Regions from separate parts of the Homo sapiens genome. Here region 1 is linked to region 2. Evidence: read pairs that join two places in POLR2A ChIA-PET (ENCODE). Cell type or tissue: PC-9. All regions are shown on one strand. Each heading gives the region's core, and the rest is flanking DNA. Links, peaks and the distances in the headings are about the cores only. Region 1 overlaps SCN9A (sodium voltage-gated channel alpha subunit 9). Region 2 holds the start of SCN1A (sodium voltage-gated channel alpha subunit 1).

Evidence for each region. ChIA-PET counts read pairs that join two places held together with the same protein. Peaks named below come from ENCODE experiments on the same cell type or tissue, not always from the same donor. Only the 100,000 strongest peaks of a DNase experiment are listed, where the experiment ranks them.
Region 1: POLR2A ChIA-PET joins it to region 2 with 13 read pairs; 2 of 35 experiments call an interaction of 5 or more read pairs at or near these places.

What each region holds. Positions count from the first base shown.
Region 1 is chr2:166,249,147-166,257,492 of GRCh38, forward strand. SCN9A (sodium voltage-gated channel alpha subunit 9) reads right to left here. Exons shown (of 27, transcript NM_001365536.1): 18 at 2,619-2,739. It overlaps SCN1A-AS1 (SCN1A and SCN9A antisense RNA 1), which reads left to right. Exons shown (of 12, transcript NR_110260.1): 6 at 197-238; 7 at 2,633-2,766. Among named protein-coding and RNA genes, the nearest start is that of SCN9A, 120 kb to the right of the region's middle. In PC-9, for the core only: no CTCF peak of the experiment used is centred there; no DNase peak of the experiment used is centred there.
Region 2 is chr2:166,124,732-166,133,077 of GRCh38, forward strand. SCN1A (sodium voltage-gated channel alpha subunit 1) reads right to left here and starts at 3,289. Exons shown (of 29, transcript NM_001165963.4): 1 at 3,040-3,289; 2 at 2,193-2,279. The region is part of intron 2 of SCN1A-AS1 (SCN1A and SCN9A antisense RNA 1); the gene reads left to right. In PC-9, for the core only: CTCF peaks have their summits at 3,380 (motif pointing left) and 3,584; no DNase peak of the experiment used is centred there.

The DNA.
Region 1 (8,346 bases), core at 51-8,050, 120 kb after region 2:
GGAAGAAACGCCACCTTTATAGGCAGGCTTTCTCTGACCAATCATTCATTGATAGCATATTTATGTGCTAGTAAGTTCTTCCCCCTCACTCTTGGTATTCCTCTTTTCCATATACCTTCTCCATAGCACTTTTCACTTATCTGACCTGCTACATCTTGATATGTTTCTTCAGCAAGGGGTATTGTTTTGTTCACAGCTCCATCTCCCTCCAGTGCCTGGAACTGGACCTGGCACACAGGTATTTAATAATTATTTGTTTACTGGAATAAAGAATGATTATGTGAATACACGGTTGAAAGGCTAAGCAAATTGGCTGCTTCACTGAATTTATTAGGCTACAGATCCAGAGACTGTATGAAGTCTCTGCTGGAGCACATAAAAGGGATGTGACTCAGAGATATATGCTCCCTCAGTAAATTTCAATGGTCCAAGCCCAGGTTCATTGGAAAATGTGTTTCCATAATATTTCTTCTATACTGGCCTCAGTTTGGAAGCAATGAATAATCTCAGAGTATTCACAAAAGTATTTTCATTGATGTTTATAGGATTAAAAAAACTTTGTATTATATCTTATTATAACAGCACCTACAGTCTGAAATAGCATAGTATTAATACTTTCTGTAAGAGTTTAAGTTTTTTGAAGTCATTTTTTGGTTTGAAACTTTAAGTTGATTGATAAGCCCAACTTCTTTCTAGTTATCCTAGAATTTTAAGTCATGATCATTCATAAAATGAATAGGGAAAATCTTGGTAGCATCAATACAAATTTAAGTCTATATACTGCTAATAAATTTCTTGAGGAGCAGGCCATACATGTTGATGAAATTCTTAAATCTCTGTAACATGGACACTTTTAAAGGAAACTGTGCATTTGCTTATAGCACTAATTTCAGCAAGCACAAAATTTATATTGACTGGATGTCGTACACCTTTGCTTCTTACATAAAATGATATTTGGTGTGTATTTAAAGAAAATCCATGCACTCTTTGTAGTTTGCTGATGTCTTTATTTTCCAATCATTTTGCTTAACCCATGAATGTTATAAGAAACCAGTTGAGAAAATCTTGGACACTGAAAGCAAGTCGATGATTTTTCAAAAAATACTAATGCTGAGGGTAAGCCCATGACTAGATAAGTCATTAGCATCTGTGCTATCATAACTTCTGTATAAGATTGTTAACAGAATCCTTGAAGAATAAGAAAAGTAGAAGAAGGAAGATAGGCACTGTGCTAGTAAGTTTATAATCATTATCTTATTTGATCCTCTTAGCATCGCTGTGATGTGGATGCTGATATCCCCATTTTACAGATGAGATATCTGAAGAACAAGATTTTAAATTGTGCACAAGTTCTCACAGGCAGATAAGTCGGCAAATTAGAACATATGTTTATCAGGCTCCAAAGTTTGAACTTTGTATTACTGTATTACATTGCAGCCCTACTCTGGGCTTGTATTTTTACCTAGATGATACAATACTTGTTCAGACAATACTGCATTATCCCTGACAAATTCCAGAAGTAGTAAGAAATTCAGCATATCAGAAAGCATACAGGAGTAGAAGGAGGTACTGTTACAAAACAAGAGACTAAGGCCAAATGTAAAGAACTTTACATGTCAAGTTAAGGACTTCAGACTTTACCCTAGAGGCCAAGGATTCTCACATTTTAGTGTGCATGCAAATCCTCTTAAGGGCTTGGGCCCTATCTCCAGAGTTCCTGATGAACTTGTGACTAGCAAGGAAAACTTTAAGGGTCTCTCAAAGTCTTTAGCTTGAGGGTAAGGTAGATCATGAAGTTACTAATAAAGACTGGAGGAAGCTGTAAACCATACTAAAGTTTTGTTTTTGTTTTTGCTTTTCAAAAAAAAAAAAACTTATTAAACTTGGAATGTTTTACAAACAACAGATGGTGATGACCAATGGGGAATTGTAAGCAGATCTGGGACTCAAGAGTGAGGTTAGAGGTAAAGACATTGATGTTAAGAGTCAATAGCACAGAAATGGCTTTTCAAGCCACAGGCATGCATGAAACACCTCAGAGCTTCAGAATAAGAAAAGATAACTGAAGATTGAACATGTGGGGAGAAATCATTATTTACAGGATGTGCAGAAAAAATACTCATTAAAGAAATAGAGAGAGGAACTCAGAACTCTAAGACAAATAAAAGACCAAAGGTAGACTATGGCCTCTGAAACTAAGGAAAGGAAGAATTTTGAGAGAGACTGTAGTCAACAGTATCAAACAGTTTTCTGAGAGTTAGTGAGTAGATTCCATTTTTGATTAAAAGGACCAGAGTACAGACTCTTTCATTAACTTGTATTCTGGTGGTTCCATTGATCTGGGAATACGAATTAAGGCTCTAAAATAAGAAGTAGTAGCATGCTTACAGTCTAACATACAGTGATAGGAAATTACTGTTAGTCAAGTGCCATAGATGTGGAAACTCAAGCTTAGAGAGCTCTAGTGACTTGCCCTTAATCATCATACAGCTATAGCTGAATCAGCATGGAATGGAGTCTTCTGACTTACCGACAACCTCTGGTAAGTATTAGGCGTTAAGACAAACCCCAGAACACTAATTAAGGAATGCTAACCAAGGTCTCAATTTTTGTCTTACCATCTGTGAAACAGGCCTCTGGCTCATCGGAATTCATAGGTTCAGCCTCTGCTTCTTCTCCTTCTCCAGGCAAAGGGTTATCAACTGTGCTGCACTCTGAGGAGCTTGACCGGTTTAATCTCTAGAAAGGAATTCACCACCCCACCAGGTAGTTCATTTAGAGTTCATTCAAATATGATATTTAAGCCTTATTTAATAATCAGACTCATGCAAAGTATTATGAAAAAAGATTAATAGTATGATGGCCATAAAAAATGTATAAACACATATTGAGGTCAAGTAACCTTAAATGTATCTATACTTGATCTTTCTATCTACACCATCCTGTAAAATAATAAACTTTATTATGTTTATTATACTAACAAGTACGTGGCCAAAATTAGATAAGGTAATATATTGATGTTAACTATCACTTTTGGAAAGTATTGACCACATCTTATTTTTTAAATTTTTAATATAAATTTATGGACACTGACAATCATTATTTGAGGACAACCTATACCCTATTTGCAATATAATACAAGTGTCAAATTACTAATGCCTGATCATTGAAAGCTCAGATCAAATAGTTGGCAAAAAACTTATTGATAGTTAAAATTTTTTAAAAAGATAAGTGCAAGATAAAGTCCAAATGTATTTTTTATTATCTCTTGAATTTAAATATATGTAGCAGGATGATATAGATAGAAGTTCTTTGATCAAGACCACAAAATCAAATACGGTTTTGAAATCAAAATGCCAATGACCATACCAACACCACCCATTTTGTATATAACATTTTAGTATATAGTAGAAAAGATCAAACAGTATTATTTATAATGTCAAGAAAGTGGCTACTAAAGTAAGCACCACATGCAAACTCTGAAACAAAGATCGAAGAAAATTAAACATGGCAGACTTACACATGGAATAATGAATTCATTGTCATTATGATCATATAAGTGATCATAACGCAAATAGGTTTTTCTCACCCAGAGCTTTATGAGTAACCATGATGTTTACACATACACACACACACACGAAGAAATCTTTACAAAAAATACATACAGCAACTGTAGCAAAACTCTGTCAAATTTCCCAAATATTGTTTTATAAAGGAGTAAAGCAGCATATCAATGGAAGAGTTAATTTTTCATTCTCATTTGCTAAATGACATGTGAATATTGAAAGCTACTAGTTACTACAACACAATTCTCTTATTAAGTTACAACTTTATCTTTTTTAGAGTAGTTCAAGCAAGTGCAAGTGCTAAAAATAATAAAATACTTATTTCAGATAAATTGATTCTCAATCTATGAATTTGTATTAATATGATAGCCCAATCTAAAGGTTTGACTTTTAGAGATTGACTTGGAAGCTAGAAGTATTCTTGATGGGTACCACATTAAATTCTCAATGCTATTATTATCACCTAGTATACAACATCATAAAAATGGCATGGATAAAGTATTGTACATAAGGAATGATGTAAGCAGACAATGTCTTTCTTATAACTGGAGTAAATAATTATGAACAACCTATTAAGAGAACTCCTCCAATCTATGTTGGCCTAGAGGCATTATTCCCACCAGGTCCAGGAGTTTGATAACAGTTTCAGTTATGAAAGTATCAGTACAAAATTTCACTCAAAAACATGTTATTTAAACTGATTGAATTCATCTAAATTAGTTTAATTTAAAATAAGATAATAGAAATTAATTATAACTGAATATTCTATAAAACTATAGAATAGGCTTTAAAGTATAAACTATAGAATGAGTTTTAAAATATATAAGTTTTAAAATACAGATTAATCCAGGAAACGATGTTGGATAAACTTATAATTACTAATATGTATTTTGTGCCAATTGCCACAAAATCCAAAGTACCATATTTAGAAGACTACAGTTTTAATGGCTTCAATTCCTGACCTCTCGGCTGCACGTGAACTATCACCAGAGAAGTGAAAGACAAGGCCCTATTATTCTGTGAAGTTAAGACCAGGCCCTTCATTTCTGAAAAAAGAATTATTGGCCTGGGTTTTGAGGTAAAGCAGTGAGAGGAATTGCTGATAGAAAGAATACAAAGCACCCCCCTGCTATTAGACACAATATTAACAATAGGAAATAGTTATAATGGTTTTTCTCTGAGCTGGTAACAACTTTTAAATAAAATGATTCTTATTTGCAGAATTCTGACTTTAGCTAAATTCATGAAAGCATCTTCAAACATCAATAATTGGTTTTCTCACTGTTTAAGAGAGCATTAACAAAGATTTATGCCAAATTAGATTATGAGCAAGTAAAAATTCACGTGATTTTATATAGTGTATCTTGTTGTTGAAACTTTTTTTCATATGCAGGTTTTATGTTTTTTTAATGGTCAATTGAATTCAGCTTGGCACAGAATTTTACATCATAAAGTTATTCAATATTATTGTTCAATGGGACAGAAATTATCAAAATATTTAACATGAACTATTATTAATTAATTTGTATTTACAGACAAATTATTATGGCTAATAGATTCTTAGACATTCAATGTTTTCTTGGGAATGCATTAAGTATTCAAACAGTAACTATTTCCATACTGTATATAAAATTAAATGTTTATAAGCATGCTTTAGCAATATAGACAGTTCTAGTCAATTCAGCCTTTGAAATCTATACTTGCTACAGTATAAGCTTCTTTAGCAGATTTCTAAGAGAATACCTTTATATAGAAAGGCTGATATATATAATAAAGTTTTTTTTTCCTGCGGTGAAATATATTGAATTCTCACAGTAGGCATCACCATATTTAAGTACTTTGAATATATGTTTTTTACTATACAAGGAAGATCATATCAATTATTTGTATTATTTTATATGATTAATTTCTATATTATCTTCATTTCTTTAAACTCAATCATCTGTTGTTTAGTTTTCCATGTAATTTTGGAAATGAAAGAATGACTATATTAGAGAAGTGAAATAAATGCTTTAGTATGAAAGAAATTTCTTTTGCTATTATAAATAGGACCTTCTGTAATTTTCACATGGATTTGATTTCTAATAAAAGGGAAGTATCAATTTTTTTCATCATTGGCAGTCTAGTTATAAATAAAGTAAATATAAATATAAGCATAGGATCAAGAAGGTGGACTCACTAGTATTAGGAATCAGAAGTGTACCATAATTAGCATTCCTGCCTTTTTATTGAATAATATGATATTGACTGTGCCTTCTAAAAGTGTTTTAAAAATATGAAAGTGATATAGTTGACTCAAACATTTTAAATGTATAATAGTATTTACAGTGCAAAATAAAAGTTCCCTCCACTATCTCCTTGATTCAACCCCCTTGAGGTAATCGAGAGAGAGAAAAAGAGAGAGAGGAGAGAGAGAGAGAGAGAGAGAGAGACATATCTTTCCATATTTTTCAGTGTGCATCCATACAACACTATAGCTGTGAAACAATCCTTATCTTGATTGTAAACTTATGTAGCTATTTAAGATGCTCCTTTTCAATTACTGAAAATATGTCCAAATTAAAAGCTTTATTATTCTTCATGGTTTTCCCTTTGATTGCCTTGAAGCTGTGTTTTCTACTATACTGCTTGAGTAGAAATTGTGTTAAATATATGTATCATATTAGAACATGTCCTAAGTTGTTCACTTACAAATTTATCACTGGCATTTCCTAAGATAAACATTAACGATGTAAGCCTATTTCATGCTATCATGGATGATGGTTAATGCTAGTTATTTATTGTTCCAAGAGGTGTGAGGTAGGAGTGTCTAATGACTTGATAATCTAACGCTCAAAAGAAGAAACTATCAAACACAGCAGCACTGTACAAAACACAGAACTCAACAAAAACCTTACTCAAAGAGAATGATTGATGCTGAAAAGAACTGAAAAATGTTACATTTCAAGTACATACTATAAACTGTTTGCTTCACACAACAAAAAAAAAGATATTCTTTAAGGAGCAGAGCCTAGAATGGTTATTTCACCTGAGCCTTAAAATACTCACAAAAGACAGTAAGAAAGTTGAGAGAAGCAAATCAAAAGGAGGAGATGGGTATAAAAGAGAAGAAAAATTATGGCAGACAGTGGTAAACTAAGCTCCATTATCTGTTAATAAGCAAGAAAGACATTTTAAAATTAGTTTCAAGTTACTATTATCCATCTTTTAATTTAATTGTGTAGTTTTACGGTCAATATCTATAATTGTGTTCTTGAATCATTAAGGAGTAAAATAGTAAATTTCAATTAAAGGATCAAAGGATCCTTTGAGAAGAAATCCACACATAGTTACTATGTGGCATAAGAGTCCAATATTTTCCAAGTTTCCCATTATGTTACAGGACAACTAGATGTTTAAATACTCTCTTCTGGTGTAGAACAAAAATAACCTTTCTTCTCTCTTGCAATCATTCAGGGCCTTTATTTTTTTCCTTCTGGAGAAATGTGAACATTATCCTCTTATAGAGTTTTTAAAATTGGAGGTCATTAATATTATTGATATTACTATTAGTGCTTTTCATCTTGAGTGTAATCACATTTCTTAACATGATTTAGATTTCTGGGCCCCTTGAGGTCTCTACAATCTTTTTTTTTTGATATGAAATTTCTCAAGATTCTTTTTAAAAGGTAATGCCTCAAGTTAAAAAATCACTGAAGCTCAGGAATTTCAGGAAAAAAATGGAAATAATTAAAAAATACTCCAGATATTATTGATCAGTGGAAAACTCAACTGTATTTTCTTCTGTTGTCTAAGTTTTAATGTTACTTCCACTAATTTAGCAGAAAATTGTCAGTTTATTAACTAGTTGCAATAAATTCTGGGCTCACATTCTAATTATGGGCAACTAAAACTTTAGCTCTTTTTTTAAAAAAAGGGCAAGAAAACCAATTTTTTTTCCTTTCCTATTTTTCTTTGTCTATTGCTAGCAGAGAAATATTGTGTAGGCTCTGGGAGGAATAGCTACTTATTCAGCGTGAAACACACAGTTCCATCACAAGGTCAACATGATATATAGTATTCTGTTGGTGAAATAATGAGGTCAAATCTCAGCCACCACCAGAGAAATTCAGAATAAAACCAGTGATTTCACGGAGACCTCTTCTTTTTCTCAGAATCTTCTACCTAGGGCACTTTCTATCCAATAACATGAAAACTTACGTGACTAAATGATAAGATATGAATATAAAGAAATCATATAAAAGCAACAACAGTTGGCCATGTAAGAAGGCTAGACTGGCTACAGATTTCTCAGCCAGGTCCTATAGTATCATCTTGAAGCATCTTTCTAATGAAAAGAAGAGAAGCAAAGAGCTAGGAGTGTAAAGTGGCCATTGATATTCAAGGGCTCTCTCTGTGCTCTGTCACAGAACTGCTACACTGTTTGCAGAGAAAGCAGCTGGAATACAGTGGGTCAAGTCAGAGTGTCTTAAAGTCTTTAGAAGCAAACATTTAAACAATTTTGCTATTTATGCCAGCTTAAAAAAATGCAACAAGTAGGTAAAGAAGGATTGGAACCTTAGCAAACATAAAGGCAAAGTGTAGATACGCAGACTCAAGCTTCGTAAATATTATCTATAATTTTGAAACAAACAAGAATGACAAACACAAAGTAAGCTACCTAGATATCTGAATCATTTCTGTTAACTACTAATACTACCCACAATGAAGGAGGGCAAGGAAAAGTGAATTTTAATGAATGGAATAATTACTAGCTTTTTAAACATGTGGATTTCTAATA
Region 2 (8,346 bases), core at 70-8,069:
GCAAACATCAAGAACACAGACGCCATGGCCACGGTGTGGCTGGACTGCTTGGATTCTGCCACTTACTAACTGTATAACCCAGCAAGTTAATTGAACCTCACTGTGCCTTGGTTTTGTCACCTGTAAAATTAACAATAGTATCTACCTCATAGGATTAAATGAGATCATATTTGCAAAGTACTGCTTAGGATAGTGGCTGGCACAGAGTAAATGCTATATGTTTTTGATAAATAAAACAATTAATAAATGGAAATCTAGGAATGTGGACAAAATTTAAAAGTTGGAAAAGCAAACTTTGGGGCAGCTTGGGGAATTCTGTCACAACTTATTTTTCTGATCACAAGTGCAATGAGAATAAATTTCTTCCCACCCTACCCTAAACTAATGCAATCTCAATTGAGCGGTGGAACATGCTTCATTCACTAATTAGAATTTAAAAAGGAAGTGATAACCTCACGGAGCACAGCCCCATTGACCCTGAGGGTGACTATACAGGACCTTCAATTGCTGATTCTCTCCCATCCTTCTCTGGGATCTGTTTCTCCCACCCTCCCCATTCTGAGGTAGCTGGAAGAGAGTAGGCTTTGTGCCCTTTGGCGAGTACAGGGAGAAAATAGTAGGTTCAGCCTCTCCAACTGCCCAGGGAGAAAGCAATACCTTTCAAGGTCCCCAGGCTAAATTTTGGAGGGATGCTTTTGTGTGTCACTGTCAGGCTCACACCGACATAAACCCTTGAGAAATGCCTGGTTGGTGACGTCCTAGAGGTAACACCAAGCAAGCCCCAGATTTTCTCTTCTTCGTCAGCAATTCCCAGATGAGGTGCTCTTGTGTTTACCCTCTCTGATTGTCTGGATTCCCTGATAGTACCCTCTATACAAGGAACTAGAATGTTTCTTACTGGATTCCTCTGTTGGTGGTGATAGAGTTTACTTTGGGTATCTAGTCGGTCTGGTTGCCCCTGGTATCTCTGGTTGGTACAACAGAATCCTGACTGAGCTCCTTAGTGCCTTCTTGAATACTGTATAATTAACTAGGCCTCCAATTGTGCCCCGCCTTGCCCCAGCCCATAGATGGACAATCCCTCCTGCCATGTCTTAAAGAGAAATTACCATAATAAATGACTCTCCAGACAGCACATTTCCCAGCAAGAGGGGGCATGTAAACCAAGTCTATTAGTATTGGCAGCAAAATCCAATGTGTTATTGTTACCAGTATGAACACTCTGGGTATCCTGGCCTCCTATATAGATATTTGAAACAAAACAGACAAACAATGTGAAGGAAGGAGGAAAAACAGCCACACAAATGAGTTACAGTGAGTTTAATGAAAACTAATTCCATTGCTGGGTCCATGTGATATAACCAGCCACTTGTGCTCTGTTCTAGTGGTTTATAATGTTACCTCACCCTCTCCAAGAAATTGGTTTCCCGTAAATCTCTGTGGCCATTCATTCCTGTCTACACATTATGTTCCTAAAATAGACACCAGCTAAAAATCTCTTCCAGGAGCTTTGTGAAGGAAGGCCTAAATTGCAAAACTCCTCCTAGAAGAGAGATGTGATTTTGTAATTGCTTCATTGCAATTACAAAAGCAACAATCATAAAAGAGAGTTTTAAAAGAGTTTTTCACCACAGTCATTCTCCTGAAATGCACAGCTGAGGGAAAGAAGAATGTCAGATGCCCCGCGAACGTGCAGAAGCTCCCAGTTGCATCACCCTGGCGTGCCAGGTATTGCAGCAAATAGGAAAGGTAAGCTACCCACTTCTCTGGGCAGGAGAAACTAAAGCAGGAATCACCAACCTCAGCATGGAATTTTCCTATTTCTGTCTGGCAACATCCTCTTGGGATGATTTAAAGTGCTTTTTGGAGAAATATGTTCTGTTACTATACTAGCGCATCAGAAATACCACGTGAACCTGTAAATCCATAGAAGAAGAAGACACATTTTATAGGTGTGATAGCAACAGCAATTGGCAATTTGCAAGTTTGCTACTGCACTCAGAAATATTTAGTCACATGCACATATTGACAGTAATATACCCTGCCTTGACTTAATTGTTGCATTGGACAGGTGAAAAGCACATACCCACCACTCCAGACCGATTTGTTAACAATCACCAGTGAGTAATCAAAGAGAACAAAAAGAAATGAGAAGTAAATGCAGCAAGTGGGTCGGGTCTTTAAACACATACCTCAAACAGGTAGGAGTCAGGAAATCCATGATAGCAAAGACATTTGGACAAGCCTCACCTCCACTCAGAAATAATTCTTATGCTGTTCTGAAAAGCAAGACGGTTCACACTAGGAACTGAGCAGTATCTGCAGTATCATTGCTGGTTGTGACCTCTGTCTAAGTAAAAGTAAGTCAATGTTTCCTATTTGGCATTGGATAGAAAAGGGGACTCTTTACCACTCTGCTCAAGCTCTTTTTTAGTGTGGCTCAATAGGAGTTGGCAGAGGTGGGGGGCGGAAATCATTGCCCCTTCCTTGTTCAAGGCATGAGGCATTTCTTCTCAAAAGCCCAGCCTCAGCCTCAGGAAGCTGAATACCCCTGCAATGCTAGGCTCCAGCAGCAGCCCCGCTGCCTTCTTTCTTCCTGTGGAGTTAAAACTGAGATCTAATTTTTGCTCCGTCCTTAAGAACAATATGACCTCTATTCCCAGCCAGCTAGTCCACTTCCAAAGCACCAGTGAAGGAGGGGGCTTCAACAGGATCAAAAGGGACCTTGAATAGGATGAAGGCAAGCAAAGGCAAGAACTGGCCAGATGCCAAGCTATTTCAGGCCAAAGAATCCCATCTTCTATCAAAATGCTGAACTGCAAAACAAACCTGATTTCAGTTCATGGAAGGTTGAGAGAGGAGGGGGGAGGGGAGGGGAGGAGAAGAGGAGGAGAGGGAGGAGGGGGACAGTTGGTCTGAATACACATACAAAAATGGACTTCCTGCTCTGCCCAAACTGAATTTCCATGGACTCTTTTTCCAAAGGAATAACTGGAATGAATAAACTTAAAATCAAGATGAAACAATTAGATGGCTTACCTGATTAAAAGGAAAATTATCCATCTGCAGTGAGGAACAGCATCACCCAAAGACGAGATGATAACAATGTGCCTTCAGTTGCAATTGTTCAGATTCCTTCTTGCAAAAGGTGTCAAAGTATTTACAAGGGCTGCAGTCTCACTGGGGCAGAACACACAGACACACAAACACACACAAACGCACACATACACACATGCACCAGAGACCTCTGCAGTATCCTCTCGGCTTCATCCTCGCCTCACTCTATGGTACCTAATACAAATCAGCAAATAGCTTGTTTCAAAAAAAAAAAAAAAAAGTCAAGACAGCACCTTACATTACATCGCCATCTAGTGGCTAAATATTAAACACTTTCTCACAATCCAGATTTATGATTTCTTCCTCAACCTCTTTTCTCTCAGCCTTTTTTCCTTTCTTCTCTGTAATCTCCCAGTATTGCTTCTCCTTGCTTCTCTTTCATTCCCTATTGCTATATAATATCATGAACCTAATGACTCAAAGAGGAAAAGGTTTGAAAGTAAATATAGCTATTTTCAAGTAGTACTTGAAAAACTTTAGCATTATTTTAGTTTGAAACTGTTACTTTATTCCTAATATGAATCATTGTTATCTATAAAAATGATATATCTTATAAATAAAACTGTCTTTTTATTCCACCAGGAAACAATCAGGTGGCCCTTTATTACAGATCTATGGCTTCACATTTTTCTGTTTTAATATTGTGTTTTAGGATTAGGTTTCATATTATAGTGAACAGCTCAGAGTCACAAAATGTGAGTTTTACTTCAACACTGATGAACACATGCCTTTAACAAAGCCACTGAAGTCTTCTATGGACATTTACATTCTTACTATCTTCATCTGTAATTACAGATTAAACAAGACTTTCAACCCACTCTCAATTTCTATGGTTTTACTATATTTTACTCCAATGTTTTCCCATCTTGTGGACACAGCCTAAAGCTTAATTATAATAACACATTTTAATAAGCAAATATATATAGAAAGAGAGTCCAATTGCCTATTACCCAAAGATAGAATTATAAAAACCATGAATATCAGTTTTTTCTAAGACAATAAAAATCCATGCCAAACTAATTATAACTCTTGGAACTGAGAGTAGAGCTTTTTATGTTATATATTGTATTCTAAAATGGAATCAGCCTTAAACATTCAGTCATACATAAAATCACGATTATGTGTAGATTAGTCATTGGAAGTAAATATTTCATCCTCATTATTTTTCTTTTGCCATCTAACACACTTATTACAATCATTGCATGTGTTTTATCATTTATCAATATAACCTTCAATATTTAATCCTTCTCTTCCTTATTACAGGATGGTGAGATAAATACTATTAATGTTATTATATTATAATTATTCCTATTTATACTTGAGAACACTGAAGCTTTCTGAGCCTTACTGAGGTTTATTCAAGACCACATAGCTTGCAAAGCAATAAAACTAAGGCTGTTGGTCCCAAGAGCCCAAAGAATAATCCACTGTTCTTTGCAACATACCTAAAAGTTCACCATTTTTTCCTGTTCTAGAATCACAGAAAAGTAATTTTGATTTCTATGTTTACAAAACATTTACTAGCCCTTAATTATGGACCAATGGGTCCATCTTGTGGATCCATCTTTTTATCTATAAAAGAAAGAAATTAAGTAAGATAATTTCCTGTTCCAGCTCAAAAACTCTATCCAGTGCTTTCCCAAAAGCCAGTTGGAGTAGCATGAACACATTCATTTGAAGTTACTCAATGTCTGGGAAATGATGTTGCCCAGTATCTGGTAGAGTCAGGGCAAAGTTGAAAGAAGATGAGGAGACAGGTGATCAACAACTGGTAAACGATTGCCAAGATGTTAGAGATGAAAAGAGAGTGGGAACTGCATGAACTAACAGGCAATTTTTTTAGAATAATACATTCCATATGAATAGTACTTAGAGATTAGATATGTAAAAACACAAAATAAGAACATACCTGGCCACATGTTTTAATGAATTCTAATTGCATATTATAGGTGCCAATTTTTCTGAGTGTCTGCTCTTAACAATTCCCCCAATAGTTCTTCTCCCCTGATCCTTAGTGGTAAACCTACCCTCTTGCTACAGAGGACTGGAGCAAGAGAGGGTATCTACGCAGCTGACCTGGTCAAAGAGAGCCACTACATGTGATTCTGGCAGCTATGGAGTCAGCTTTCCCTCACCATGGGGACTCAGGACCAGGTGGACCAGGATACTGAAATAGCAGCCAGCCACACAGATGTGGAGGAAGAAGTGACAAAAGACAGAGACAGACTGTTTCCATCTCCAGTCTACTCAAGATCCAAACACTTTCTTGATGTTGAGTCCCATGATAAACTCAAACTCCATGTTTGCTTAAGTGAACTTGGTTTCTGTTGAACTATGGAGTCCTAACCACTTCATTAGCTTCAAGAAAGTTGCCAGTACTGCATCTATCAAGTATTATTCATATTCTGGGCATCTGACACTTCATTTATTCACTTCTTCATGCACCTGATATATGCCAGGCACTTTTCCAGATACTTAAGTAACATCGGCAAACAAACCAGATCAAAACCCTCCCTTTGTGGAGTTTACATTGACATGTCAGTCATATGGAAAGGCACAACGCATTCAGTGTGCACACTACCTTTCTTCCGCCTCCATGTCTTTGTTCACAACCTTCACTTCTCTTGGCAGACCTTTCATCCATCTACACATAGCAAATTCGGCGGATATTTTAAATGTCTGGGTCAAATATTCTCTCTTCTCCAACGTCTTTTCTATTTTCTCAGCAGATAGAATTCTTTTTTCTTTTGTTAATTATAGAACAATTTTATGTTGTATCTTATGAAACATGGTCATTTGACAAGTTGAAAGCATTGAGCATAAGGAGATAAATGACTATTCTCATACAGACTCCTAGAAAAGGCCAATATCCCAAGCATGGCCCAAAGAGTACTATTAACTAACAACTCATCATTCTGTACACAGATACTTCATTCGTCAGAGCTGAAGCAGTTTTACAGTATTAGTAACTTTAAATCTTCCATGTTTCAGACTGAGCATAAAGGCAAAATATGAGATTTTTATTAAATTAGTGTAATATGCACTTAAAATCACATATTTATTTTTTAAAGTTAGCAGAAGATATTAAAACAAAACTCTGTGCTACCCTATGTCACTACTACACTTATCCCATTTGACCTTGTTCTAAGAGTTTTATATATGTATCTTATTTGGCTCCCAGAATGTAAACTCCCTGTGGAACCAGCTTTGCATTTTATTTATTTTTTTGTAGATTAATTTATTGAGAGATAATTTTGTCTCTTTCTCACTGTTACGTTTCCAACTTCAAAAAATGAAAAACTAATCTTCCTCTGCCCCCGTTGGTAAAGTTAGCCATTCCAGGAACCCCTTTGTAATCTTGTTTCAGAAGCTGGAAAAAATTAGCTGCCTACTTCCTAGGTGACAATACTTCAATCTGTAATGCATGAACCTGCTAAACAGGCTGAGGGGGCATGGCTGTGGCTTTTTTATGAGAGTTCCTAACAAGGAAAAGAGAATGAAGGCGTAAGATGTCATTTAGTCTTTGTAAGACTCCGTCTCTGTAAGACTCCGTCTCTGTCCTGTGAATGTGGTTGTTACTTTGTTATAGCTCTGTCAGTTGCACTGCTCAGTGCCAAAACATAAAAGGGAATATTATAATGGGACATAATCTCTGTCAATAGATTTTGGGTATTAAAGAGAGCGTGAGGTCACTCAGGTGGAAAAAGCTGGGCCAGGTAATTTTGTCTGTTAGTTTTACGACATAAAGGAGAGTCTCTCGATGCCATTAGATCTTGAAAGAGTTCAAAGAGAGAACTATCTCATTATCAGAAGGCTGAGGAATTAGTGTAATTAGTATCTGAATATTCTTTAATATTTTCTTGCATAGAAAATAAAGGTAATTGGTTATCAAAAATATTCTTTCAAATGTGTATCTCCTGGAGTTGTGGAGTTCTGAAACTTTAACCAGCTGCCTTATGAAGAGAATTTATTAATTAACTTTATGCCTGCCAAGGAGAAGGAAACCATTCTTAATTTTTAGCCAAAAATTTCCCAAAGTGATGACCAAATCATTATGTTTTGAGTTCCAGATTCCCTTGTTTAGAGTTATAAATGACATTTGAGTTTTAAGGCAGAAATGTTTCTAAATTCCCCTGTCATTTGTTTGGGAATCTATAGTCACTGAGCAACATGAAGCTGGGTCTCCCCTCTCTTCCCACCGCAGGAAAGGAATTGGAGGCTGGAGGCGAACTTGAGTACCTTGAGGTGGTATCCCAAAGGAGATGGTGGTGACAACAGACAAGTCTAGATGTTAGCAGGTCTTCTGATGAAGTCGGGGAGTGATCCCAACACAGATAGCAAATGCTAGAGTTTGGATTTAAACTCAGACCTTAAGATTTTAGATCTACAGGACCACTGTATCACTACAAATCCTGACTTTGCCCCCTTTTGATTGGAATAATCAGATAAAGCACACTACTGATGTGATCCTTGGTAAATGTAATTTACTACTTAAGTACTTTGCTTTTGTAGATGTCAATTTCCTAGTGGTTTTTTTTTTTCTTTTGGTAAATGCAGCATTCTGCAAAAATCTACTACCAATTCCTTGCTCTCACAAAGCATTCACCAACACTGTGCCACTATTTTAGAAATAGAAACCATATCCTAGCCGAAAATGATAAACTCATATATTTCCTTTTGAGATTAACCTGCCCTTTTGAAAGGGAGTCAGAAATGAATGTGAAATTTATTTGCTATTAGACAAATAAATGCAGAAACTGCAATTAAGAACTCTCTTTTAGGACTAGAGCCAACTAGTTTTTCTGCAAGTTTAAAGTTACAATTTTTTGATGGCAAGAATTGGCCAACTGATTTCAAAATATCTTATAGGTACTAAAGTGGACTTTTGAAACTCTGGTAAAGTCCATACATTCCATAAATTAAAAAAATAATAATCAGCCATTTTTTTCAAATATGATATAAAAATATCTGAGGGCTCCTCCCCTCCCCGCAACTGGAATTCACTGAATCAGAGCTGCTATAGGCTTGCATTTTTTGATGCACAGATAACCAGTTTTTAAATCACTTGTAATATAATGAACATAAATAATTGAATTTTTTTTTCTTACAGATTTGATTCTGAAGTATTTTTGAAGTATCTTTAGAACCAATGTGCTTGTGGGCACACATTACACTATTTAAAATTTTATTAAAAGTATTTTAAAAATCCTTAGAGAGAGAATGCCAGTT